Regions from separate parts of the Homo sapiens genome. Here region 1 is linked to region 2. Evidence: chromatin contacts called from ENCODE Hi-C or POLR2A ChIA-PET data. All regions are on one chromosome and are shown on one strand. Each heading gives the region's core, a stretch centred on a gene start or an enhancer-like site at or near the end of the contact. The rest is flanking DNA. Distances are from core to core; before and after follow the strand shown. Region 1 holds the start of DOK4 (docking protein 4). Region 2 holds the start of KATNB1 (katanin regulatory subunit B1).

Region 1 (5,236 bases), core at 1-2,500, 250 kb after region 2:
CTTGGCCATGGGCCTGGGGCTGGTTAGCTCAGGCTGATCACAGACACCACAATGACCATCAGGGAAATTTTCAGACATCCAGAGGCAGCCTCCTTTTAAGCTCCCTGGGCAAGGCTGAGGCCCAGGCGTCTCCGGGGCAGGGGCATGCATTCCATGGGTGGGTGTTGGGATCCTTGGTCCCTCACTGCTTTAGGCCTATTCCTCTGAGACACCTGGACAGTAGCTGGATGTGGAGGTATTTTCATTTCTCAGGATTTTGGCTGTTCAGGTGGCCTATTGTTTTGTTTTGTATATATGGTCTAAAGCAGTGGTTCTCACACATTCGTGTGCATCAGAATCACCTGGCCTGTTAAAACACACATTTCTGCTGGAAACCCCCAAAAATTCTGATTTCATAGGTCTGAGTAGGGCAGGGAATTTGCATTTCTAACAAGTTTCAAGGTGATGGGAAGCTTCTGGTCCAGGGACTACACTTTGAGAAGCCCTGGTGTAAAAAGGTACAGACGTGAAAACCAGAGGGGGGACAGCTCCTCCCCAGAGGAGGCACTGGGCAACTTCTCTTGTCCCTGCCTGGCACAGCTGAGGCCTGTGACTGGGGATTCCGACAGATCAGTGAGTCAACCACTGCACAGGCCCGAAGGGCAGAGGTGAGGGGGTTGGGGGCTGGGTGGGGGCAGCAATGAAGGGGAATGAAGTTTGAGCTTGAGGGCAAAGTCTCAGGGGGACCTAGAATGGGAGAACTGGATGTTTTGAGGGTGGAGAGGAGACCAGGGAAGACAGAGGTGCTGGTGCGGCTACTTGAGGAGGGGTAGCAGAGGAGGTCACTGTGGGGCTGGGAGAGCTGGGCTGTGAGGGCCCAGAGAGTCATGATGGGGTTAGGGGAGCAATGGGTGTGTATGTGATTCCTGAAGAAGTGAAGGAATTGAGATATGGGGGCTGGGAGCTGATGTGGCGTATGGGTGTGTATGTGATTCCTGAAGAAGTGAAGGGGTTGAGATGTGGGGGCTGGGAGCTGATGTGGAGTTCAGCTTTCAGGGGCTGAGAGGCCATGTGGGCTTTGGGGCCCAGGGAGGGGCGGTGGGAATGAGCTGGGGGTACCGGGGGCGACCTGAAGCGGGTGCGGGGGTGCCAGGGCGCCAGGGCAGAATCGCGCGTCCCGCGGCTCGGAGGAATACGGCGGGGGCCGGCCGCCAGGGCGGGGCAGGGGGCGGGGCGCAGCGGCGAGACCTGGCGGAGGGGGGAGCGGAGCGGAGTCCCAGCCGGAGCCCCAGCCGGAGCCCGATCCCTAGCCCTGCGGCCGCGCCTCCCTCGCCGTCCCCGCCTGGAGCCCGGCGCCGCCGCCGCCCTGCCGCCCCCGCCAGCCGCGCCGTGACGCGGGCATGAGCCTGCTCCGCGGCGCCGCTGAGCAGGCGCTCCTGGCCCGGGCCTCGGCGCCCAGGTAAATTGGGGGGCGTGAGGCAGGGAGGGGGACATAGGCCGCCCAGAGCCTGCAAGAGTCTCGGCGACTCCCACCCCTGAGGACCCTCAGTCACTTCCTGAACCTGAGGACGCTCCGTCCCATGGGACCTTCCTACTCTCGGGTGGGGAGCTTAGAGACCCGCCCCCCAAAAGCCAGTGCCTGGGCCCTGAAACTCCCTGCGCTCTCTCCACCCGCAGCTTTCCTCTCCGGGGGAGCCCAGGTCGCGAGCTGACCTCACCCGCACCCACACAAACCTCATCCGAGCAACCCAGGCCCTGCGCTCCCGGGCCTGCCCCCCCGGAAGGGGCATAACCCAGCCCCTGGCAGCTCCCAACCTTCTCTCTGCCTTCCTGCTCCTCCCCGGGGCCTCCTGTTCGCTCACCTCCTCCAAATTCCAAGAGATGATTTTCTGTACCCCAGCTGGCCCCCACTGCCGACCCCCTCCTGCCTATGGGGTTTCTCCCCACAGCCCAAACTCATGGCCAGCTGCCTCCTGTCCTTGAACCTTTCTCCATTGGCCCCCAAGGTCCTGTCCACCTTCTCCCCCAGGGCCCGCAAGGCCCTAGATCCAGTTACATGCTTTCTATTACTGAAAAGGGGCATGAGCCGAGGCTGGGCACCTGGGTGATGTGGCAGAGCAGGGGCTCTGTGCAGCCTGCCTGCCCCAAGCCATGGGGACACGTCAGTTGCTGGGGCGCTTCCGCTTGGATGGAGGGTGTGGGTTGGAGGGGTCTGATGGCCAGGGCAGCGAGGGGCCTGGCAGTATCTCTAGGAGACTCCACTTGGGCAGTGTGAGGTGGGCTTGCTTAGGGCAGGTTCTTTCCTGGACCCTTTCAGAGGGATGTGGCGCTGGTACAGGCTCTTCCTGCCCCCACCCCCAACTCTGATCCCAGGAGCTGTGCCTCCTCTCCCCAGTTGCTTGCCTTGCTGTGCTGGTACTGGTTACTCCCAGCACTTCCCTCCTGGGCAGGGCAGCAGGGCTGGGCATGACCTCACCCCACAACCCTGGCCAAGGTGGGGCCGCCCAACTAGGCCTGGCCTCGATGTCAGCAGCATGCTCTTCCCTGAGGCAGCTCTGAACCAAACTGCGGGTCTTGGGCACAGCTGGTTCTCCAGTAACAACAGCCTGCTGGCCATGCCAGTCAGCGCTGAGACCCAGGAGCTGGGAGCCCACTGTGGCTCACGCACCTCTGGAAGCTGAGCCAGGTCCAGCCAGATGGAGGCTGGTGGTGGTGGAAGAAAGGATGGGGAGGAGGACAAGTCCTGGAGAGAATTACGTGTTCAGCCCCCAAATATTGAGCATCTCCTTCCCACCGGGCACCATTCTGGGAGCTGGGATAGAGCTGTTAACTAGACAGACGAGGCCGAGCCACCAGGGAGCTGACATTCCAGATGTCTCTCTGTGGCCAGAAACAAATGGACAGATGTAAGAACAAGAAAATCCCATGGTGATGTGCGATGAAGACAGCCGCATCTGATGTTGTGAGAGAGGCTGACTAGTGGGGGTCCTTTGGTGAGGGTAGTCAGGGAAGGCCTCCTGGAGGAGGTGGATGAAGCAATGGAATGAACCATGAGCATGTGAGGGAACAATGTTGTAGGTGGGAAACAGCTAGTGCAGTGGTCCCTCGAGGGAGGGGTTTTGGCATGTTGAGGGGTGGGCAGGGGACCCAGGAGAACCAGAGTGGTACGGGGCCACAGCATTACTCTCCTGGCTTAAGGGTCTGGGGGACCATGGCTGTTCAGATGTCCCCTCCTTCTGCCGTCCCTGTCTGCCTAGATGGGTATTTGGTCTGTCTTTGCCATCCACCTTGATGGGACTCACCATGTTTTGGCCGGTGGCCCCTATGGGGATCTGTTGGGAGCACTCCCAGCCGGCCTCTGACAACAATCTTGGGGTGGGGTGGGGGCAGAGCAGCAGGTGATGGGAAATGGCTCTGGTGCTGGAGAGAATCCCACAGATCCAATCTTCGCCGTTGGATCGAGACAGCCAGACGACACTGAGATGGTGTCCAGGTAGGGCTGTTCCTGCAGCCCTGATAAGATCCGATCTGTCAGGGGTGGGGAGGCCCAGCCAGGCAGGCAGCCGCTCGCTCAGTCATTGGTTGCCAGCCTCAGCGCGTTTGTTCTGGAGCCAAAGCCTCCAGGCAGAATCCATGTGCGAGAGGGAGTGCTCAGCATGGCTGCCCTGTGGGGCAGGTGGGCAGTGAGGGCCCTGGGAGTCTCCCTACTCCCCGCCACCCCAGGACACCAGCCCTTCCTGGGGAGAGGAGCATTTTGGAGCTGGCTCTCCCTGCGCGGAAACCTGTGGTGGCCTGGCACCAGGCAGGTACTGTCCCTGGGTAAGCAGCAGTATTGGTACCAGGCTGGGAGGTGGGATGCGGGGGGCCCTTGCTCCCCTCCTCCCTCACTGGAACCCTGAGAGCGACTGCTGGACACCGTGCTTAGCTGGGAGCTCGGAGCTCACAGTGCTGGGGAAGGACCCAAGACCTCAGGTCCTCTCAAAGTAGCAAGCATTCTTCCTGCTGCAGGCCTGTTGGGGACAAGGGCCTGAGGGACAAACAGGGCAGGGGCTACTTCAACCCAATTCCTGGCCTGCCTAGCCTCAGCTGCCCTCCAATTTTTGTATTTTTTTAATTGATTTTTTTGAAATTTTTTAGAAACAGTCTCACTCTATCACCCAGGCTGGAGTGCAGTGGCTTGATCATAGCTCACTGCTACCTGGAATTCCTGAGCTCAAGTGATCCTCCCACCTCGGCCTCCCCAGTAGCTGTGACTACAGGCACGTGCCACATGCCCAGCTTATTTTTTCATTTTTTGTAGAGACGGGGTCTCTCTATGTTGCCGGATCTGGTCTTGAACTCCTGGCCCCAAGTGATCCTCCCACTTTGGCCTCCCAAAGTGTTGGGATTACAGGTGTGAGCCACTGTGCCTGGTCTGCTCTCCACTTCTTGCTGTCCTATTGGGCCTTCACAGGCTCAGCTTGGGGGCCGCCTCGCTTGCTTAACACAGTGCATTCCTTCTGGAGGATGGTGGGTTGGTTCTGGGCCCCCCCCTCACCACTTGACCCCACTGCCTGTCAAATTTGTGGGTCCACCTATTGGCCCTGACCTTTCCCTCCCCTTCCGAACCCCTCTTTGCCCACCATTTTGGGTCCTAGGTTAGGTCTTGCTCTTGCAAACATCATTAGGGACTAAGTGTGGCCAGGGGTCCCTGTGACTCAGGGCCGGAGTGAGCTGGCAGGACTTTGGCACCCAGCCTTCCCCGTGAAGGTCACTCTTCCCGCTGGGGACCTGGGGTATGGGACGGGGTGGGGCCTATGGACAGACGCAGCAGGAGCACTCCTGCGAGCTTGGGGCCACAGTCCCTGGTGGGGCAACACTGGGAAGGAGCAGGCTGGCTTCTGGTGGTTTCACCGCCCTGTCTGGGCAGCAACTCTTGAAGAAAACTATATATATATACATACACACAGCCCTTGGAGTTTTCAAGGCAGAAGCTCTGGCCAGGCGCAGTTGCTCACACCTGTAATCTCAGCACTCAGGGAGGCCGAGCCTTGTGGATCACTTGACCCCAGGAGTTCAAGACCAGCCTGGGCAACATGGTGAAAACCCATCTCTAGGGGCCGGGCGCAGTGGCTCACGCCTGTAATCCCAGAACGTTGGAAGGCCGAGGCGGGTGGATCACAAGGTCAGGAGATCGAGACCATCCTGGCTAACACGGTGAAACCCCGTCTTTACTAAAAATATGAAACAATTAGCCGGGTATGGTGGTGGGCTCCTG
Region 2 (6,079 bases), core at 3,002-5,501:
CCTGGTGTCCTCTCCGTGGAGGCACTGCTCGCTCCCCCTGGCCTACCTGGAGGGCTCTGTCTGTCCCCTGGCCCTCACTCCTCCCAGGGAAAGTGTCTGGCTGGGCCCCACCTCACTGGGCCTCAGGACTGCTGCCCCTGGAGTCAGGGGCATTCATTCATAATATCAGTATTTCCTGGGTGCCTGTTCTAGGCCTTGCACGAAATATGCCCCAGTATAATCAGATGGTGGTGGGGGCGGGACACTGAGCTGGCAAAACCGCAGACTTTGGAGTGAGAAAGATTTAGAAGTTGGGCCCTTCTGGAGGAGCCCACATCACTCCCCTCTAAGCAGCCTGACCAGGGACTGACTGGAGCCCACAGAGGGAGGGCAGAGGGGCAGGGACACAGCACAGGCACCTGCAAAGGAGGCACGGGGCACCACCCCAAGAGCTCCTCCTTCATCCTGGCTTGTTGGACAGCAACCAACAGCCCAGGCCGAATACTTGATTTTCATACCAAAAATAAAAAATAAAAATCCTCAGTGTCTACTGGCAGGCCAAGCTCTGGGAGTACAACCTGGGCCCCACATCCAGCCAAAGCTGGGGAACATGGTGCGGCGTGGCCAGAGGGGCTGAGGATCAGCATCCCAAATGCAAGATACAAAGTACTAGGTTTCAACGACCTCATGTGGGCCACGCACCTCTGATCCTCACCAGACCCTGGAGCCACAAGGAGCCAGAGGTCACGTGGCCCTGGGCTCTTCAGAGTTGATTCCCACGGACACCACCGTGCACATGAAATCAGCAGCAGCAGCAGATGCCCAATACGCCTGATCTCATTACCTCCTGCTCGCACACACTGATGGCTTGGCCTTGCCTTTATGATAAAGCACGGCAGCCTCAGGAGGGCTGGGGTCCTGAGAACTCAGTAGGTCCGTGCGGCCCCACATTCCTCCTGCTGCTGTGCCACTGCCCATGGCCTCCCTTGAGTCCTTCCAATACACTGAGCCTCCTGCCTCAGGGCCTTTGCACTTGCTGTTCATGCAGCCTGCAGCATTCCCACCCCACCCCTACCCCTACCCCCCAGCTAACTGATTCAAAGCACAGGCACCAGCTTGCAACTAGAGGAGACACAGAGGGATACGGTTATCCAGTTCCTGCCTGTTGCTCTCCCCAGGCTCTGAGCTCCCGCTGTACAGAGACCTTGACTACTTTGTCCCCCAGTGGCTCCCCAGTGCCTAGCTCTGGGGAAAGGCCAGCTGTCGAAGGGATGAATACGTAATCCCAATAATTACAAAGCCACTCTGACCAAAGTGTGCCTTCCTTGGGGAACCATAACAGGGTTCTCCCAGAGCCCTAGAGTTTTGGGGAACAACATGAAAATGGCCCAAACCTCTCACTTTACAAACAAGGAAACAGAGGCCCTGCAAAGAGCTTTGCCCAGAGTCTTATGGTTAAATTCATGGTTAAAAAGTGTGGAGTCTTGGCCAGGCATGGTGGCTCATGCCTGTCATCCCAGCACTTTGGGAGGCTGAGGCACGTGGATCACCTGAGGTCAGGGGTTCGAGACGAGTCTGGCCAACATGGTGAAACCCCGTCTCTACTAAAAATACAAAAATTAGCCGGGTGTGGTGGCGGGTGCCTGTGATCCCAGCTACTCGGGAGGCTGAGGCACGAGAATCGCATGAACCCGGGAAGCAGAGGTTGCAGTGAGCTGAGATTGCACCACTGTACTCCAGCCTGGGTGACAGTGAGACTCTGTCTCAAAAAAAAAAAAAAGTGTGGAGTCTTGTCCCAGCTCCTGAAAACCAGCCCAGGGACAGCTGGCAGCAGACAGTGACCAGGTGGAGCACACAAAAGCTATGCCAACCAGTTACAATAGGTGGGGCAGGGCCCACCAAGGTGCCAATGTGTAGGGGAATTCTCAAAATATGATCTGGGGATGCTTGGGATCCTCAAGATCCTTTCGGGGGGTCTGAGAAGACAAAAGGATTTTCACAATAACACTAAGATGGCATCTGCCTTTTGCACTCTCATTTGCTCTCAAGCATATGGTGGAGTTTCCCAGAACATCACTAGAGGCCTATTTGATTATATACTCTTGTTTGAAAATGTCTCAGTATTAACTTCTAACGTGGTAAATACTGACAGATATATAACTCCAACAAACAAAAGCACTCTGGGGTCCTCAATAATTCTTAAAGTATGAAGTCTTCAGATGAAAGAGTCCAGATCCACTTGTATAGGGCAATGGTGGGAGTGGACAGTGCCCATCAGTTACAATCCGAGCCCTGTCTGCATCCCTCTGCCCGCCCCTCCTCGCTCCCACTCCTTCCCCCATCCCAGGCCCAAGATGCTTTTATCTGACTGGGGAAGTTTGACTTGTGAGATGTCTGAGAATGCTGTGAACATCTTTCAGGATTTCTCACCCCACTGTCAGCCTAACTGGAAATGCTGTGCTAAGTGCTTTAGGATGGGTTCATCCTGTCACTTGAATTTCACAGCAACCATAGAATGCAGGCGTCATCTCATTGTACATATAAGAAAACTGAGCCTCAGAGAGGTTAAGTCACCTGCCCAGTGTCACCCAGCTAAGAAGTGCCACAGTCATGATTTACATAATGGTCTATCTTACTCCCAAGTCTAGGAGTCTCCTCCTGTGCCAAGAACAGGAAACAAAGCTGTGGGTTCAGGCCTCCCAGCAACAAGCCGCTAACAGAATAAATGGGGTGATAAAGAAAAATGAAAACCACTCACGCAACTTCCAGGCTGTCTTGGTGACCACAGGGGTGGCCATCCTTCAGCTGGCTGGCACCTGAAGCCCCACCCACAAAATAAACTGTGCTTTCCTCGTGGGGTGGGGGTGGATCCCCCCCCAGATCCACCAATCAAGTTGGCAGAGAGTTCCCACACATCCAGGCAGACAGAATGCCTCGTCTTCTGGCCCTGGGGTGCCTCGTGGTTCCAAATTACCCACAGCAGCAACAGCAGCAGCCTGTGCACATCTGTCACGATCCTGGATCATGGAATGTTAGGCTCGAGCCATCTCAGCTCAATACAGGGCTGCAATACAAACAAGAGGTGACGTCATGTTAGAAAATGCTTGGTAAGAGCTGTTGCTCCCTGGATCACCAAGACCACTTGATAAAGACTGACACCCACCAAAGCCACCAGAGTCAGAAGCTGCACTGCAAATTAGGTTTGGGAATCTGCAGAGGGGGCACCTCAGGTAGGGTGATTTGGAACGTAAGGAAAAAGAAACTCCTCCCAGAGGCCAGGATAATGAGCTGCAGCTCTGTTCCGGGATGCTGGCTGCCTAAAGTGCAGCAGCCGCAGTGGGGCGGAGAAGACCACGTGTCTGCAATTCACATAGATTTCCTGCGAGTCGTTGTTTTTGTCTGACGTGTGGGATGTGGGAGAGCGGAGTCAGAAGCTAAGCTTAGGGGCCTAGGAAAGGCATCCCAGAGACGGCCACTGAAGTCCTCCTTGGAAAGAATCTCGAAGACGACCCTGATGGTCCAATTCCCCAGCTCCTGGCAAGGGAACCGCTCCTGCTCCCTGCGATTCCCAAGGACAGAGCTAGGAACTAGGCCTCCAGTCTGGGCGTAAGTGGCTATGACTCTTCAACTCTAAAAGGCCTCCTCATGGAGCCTCCCACCTCCTTCCCACAGCCACTTCACCTCTTTCCCATGAGCCCGCTCCCCTCCGTCCCCTTTCTCCTGGGTCCCCGGGTCTGCCTCTCTAGTCCTCCGTTCACACCCCCTTTTCTCCCTGCCCCCTGAGTCTCCCACTTATGCACATCCTGTCTCCCGATATCCCTCACGTGGCCCCTGCCTCGCCAGACTCCCGTTACTGCCCTTTCCCATATGCTCGCGGGGTCTCCCATTCATTCATTCTCCTACTTCTCTTCTCCCTATTCATTACCTGTCCTTCTGCAGACCCCCAGCTCTGCTTCCGGCCTCCCTGGTTTTGCCCCCTCCGGCCTCCACCCCGACCCCTCTCGTCCGGGGGCGGGGGCAGGTCCCTCGGCCACGGCTGATCCTCCCAACCCTCTGCTTGCGGAGTACGGGCTCTAGCCTCCCCACGCTCAGAGCTCTCTGCCCGCAAGCCCAGCCAGCCCCGCCTGGCTCGGCCCAGCCCAGGGCCCACCGTCCCCTCGCCACCTCGTCCCCTTGCCCACTCCACCTGCAGCTGCGGCTCCGGAGGCCGAGGCTCCGCTCCAGGCGCGACCCCCACTTGCCTCCATCCCCTGCCTTGATTGGCCGCTGCTTGACAACCGACCCTCACAACAAAACCTCCGGCTCAGAGCCCCGCCCACCTTGCCTCCCGCACCAATCAGCTGCCGCGGGTGCTCCGCCTCCTGCCAGGACTGACCAATGGAAGCAGGCGCTTCTGCCGCTTTTCCTCAGTACCCGCCCTCTTTTCCTAAATAGGACTAATCAAGAGGAAGGAACGTTCAAGAGCCGCCCCTTGGCCTCTAATAAACCAATGCAAGCTGCCGTTTCCTTAGTCCCGCCTCCGTCTCAAGTTTTCCCTTTCCTCTCCGTTTCCTCCCTCGAACCTAATTTGTGTCTGAAAACTTTTGAGAGCCGCCCTCCAATGGCGGCTGCGCCAATGGCTTGAGCAACCGTCCTGGATTGACCAATCAGCGTCCGCATTATTGGAAAACTCAATTCCCAGATAGCCAATGGGAAAGGAACTTCGGGGGCAGTGTGAAGCCTCAGGCCTTCCATCTTGGAGTGGGGCAAAACCTAAGGAGGCCTTAGTCGGCATTTTGCCGAAGCTCCTCATTCTTCACTTTGCCTGCAGATGGTCCCCCGTGGCAGGAGGACTTTGTCCCTGTTCTTTGACCCGGACGCCGGCTTGAATCCCCCATGGGAGGTCTAGAAGGAAACAGCCTGATTCCGGAGCCGAGGCAGGCGCTGAACCCTGTAGCACTGCACACGCAGCCACCGCCTCGACTAATGGATGCGTGGGCAAGGGGCTGCTCCCTGAATGGCTGCAATCAGGGAATCGGAGAAAGGCCAGCTTTATTTGTGACACGTTGGGCGGGGTGGGCTCTGGGAAGCGCCGTAACCCTTCTCGACTCAGGGCCTCTCGCGTGGCCGCTTAGGAGGGACTTGGCCCCGCAGCCGCCTCTCCCTGTTGCCCAGAGGTTGTCCCAGGCACCCAGAGCCCCTCGAACCTTGCCCTTCGGCCTCCAGCCTCTCACCGCAGGTCAGGGCTCCTTGGGCTCACATAACGCCCAGTACAACCATAAGAGGTAGGAATTCCTGTTCCCATTTACAGATGAGGAAACTGAGGCCCGGGTTAAGATGCTTGCAGAAAACCACACGGTCAGAAAGTAATAGCCCCAGAATTCGAACCCTTGTTCTGAAAGCCAAAGCGTGGGGGAGTCCCCACTCTGCCTTCTGCTTCAGCCTTCTGCTTCAGATTCTCCTGCTTCAGCCTCCTGGGTAGCTGGAACCACAGGCGCCCGCCACCACGACGGGCTAAGGCTAGTTTTTATATTTTTAGTAGAGACGGGGTTTCTCCATTTTGGCCAGGCTGGTCTTGAACTCCTGACCTTAGGTGATCCACCCGCCCCAGCCTCCCGAAGTGCTGGGATTACAGGCGTGAGTCACCGCAAGACACCTTTAAAAGATTAGCAGAATAACATCGGATCAAAACTGTCTAGCCTGCAGTTCCCCTTAATTTTGTATTATAAAAAGAAAACTAAACAGAGAAAACTTTAAAAGACAATATAATGATACCACGTAGATTCCAGTACTTGTTAACAGTTTGCCATATTTGCTTCGTCTGTGTGTCTTTTCGGAACCATTTGAAAATTGTAGATATGACATTTCACCCCAACACCAAATACTGAGCATGTATCTCTTAAAAATAAGGCCCTTGGCCAGGCGCGGTGGCTCACGCCTGCAATCCCAGCACTTTGGGAGGCCAAGGCGGGCGGATCACCTGAGGTCAGGAGTCCGAGACCAACCTGGCCAACATGGTGAAACCCCGTCTCTACAAAAAAATACAAAAATTAGCCGGGCGTGGTGGCGCACGTGCCTATAATCCTAGCTACTGGGGAGGCTGAGGCAGGAGAATCACTTG

Evidence for each region. Hi-C counts contacts between places; a loop is a spot of excess contacts on that map. ChIA-PET counts read pairs that join two places held with the same protein, here RNA polymerase II (POLR2A). Pooled maps may share reads with other maps.
Region 1: a pooled map shows a loop between it and region 2 (5-fold over the local background). The contact joins the promoter of DOK4 here to the promoter of KATNB1 in region 2. A Hi-C loop is called at or near these places in 11 of 50 pooled maps. POLR2A ChIA-PET finds 5 or more read pairs at or near these places in 2 of 52 experiments (A673 and activated T-cell).

The regions. Positions count from the first base shown.
Region 1 is chr16:57,482,507-57,487,742 of GRCh38, reverse strand. DOK4 (docking protein 4) reads left to right here and starts at 1,250. Exons shown (of 9, transcript NM_018110.5): 1 at 1,250-1,438. RefSeq lists a silencer at 1,070-1,369 and an enhancer at 1,201-1,997.
Region 2 is chr16:57,733,942-57,740,020 of GRCh38, reverse strand. KATNB1 (katanin regulatory subunit B1) reads right to left here and starts at 4,251. Exons shown (of 20, transcript NM_005886.3): 1 at 4,166-4,251; 2 at 2,738-3,043. The coding sequence starts at 2,777. It overlaps LOC107984852 (a long non-coding RNA gene), which reads left to right and starts at 3,377. Exons shown (of 2, transcript XR_001752221.3): 1 at 3,377-3,585; 2 at 4,414-6,079. RefSeq lists enhancers at 3,056-3,125, 4,494-4,663, 4,410-4,704, 4,684-4,793, 5,423-6,079 and a silencer at 3,944-4,183.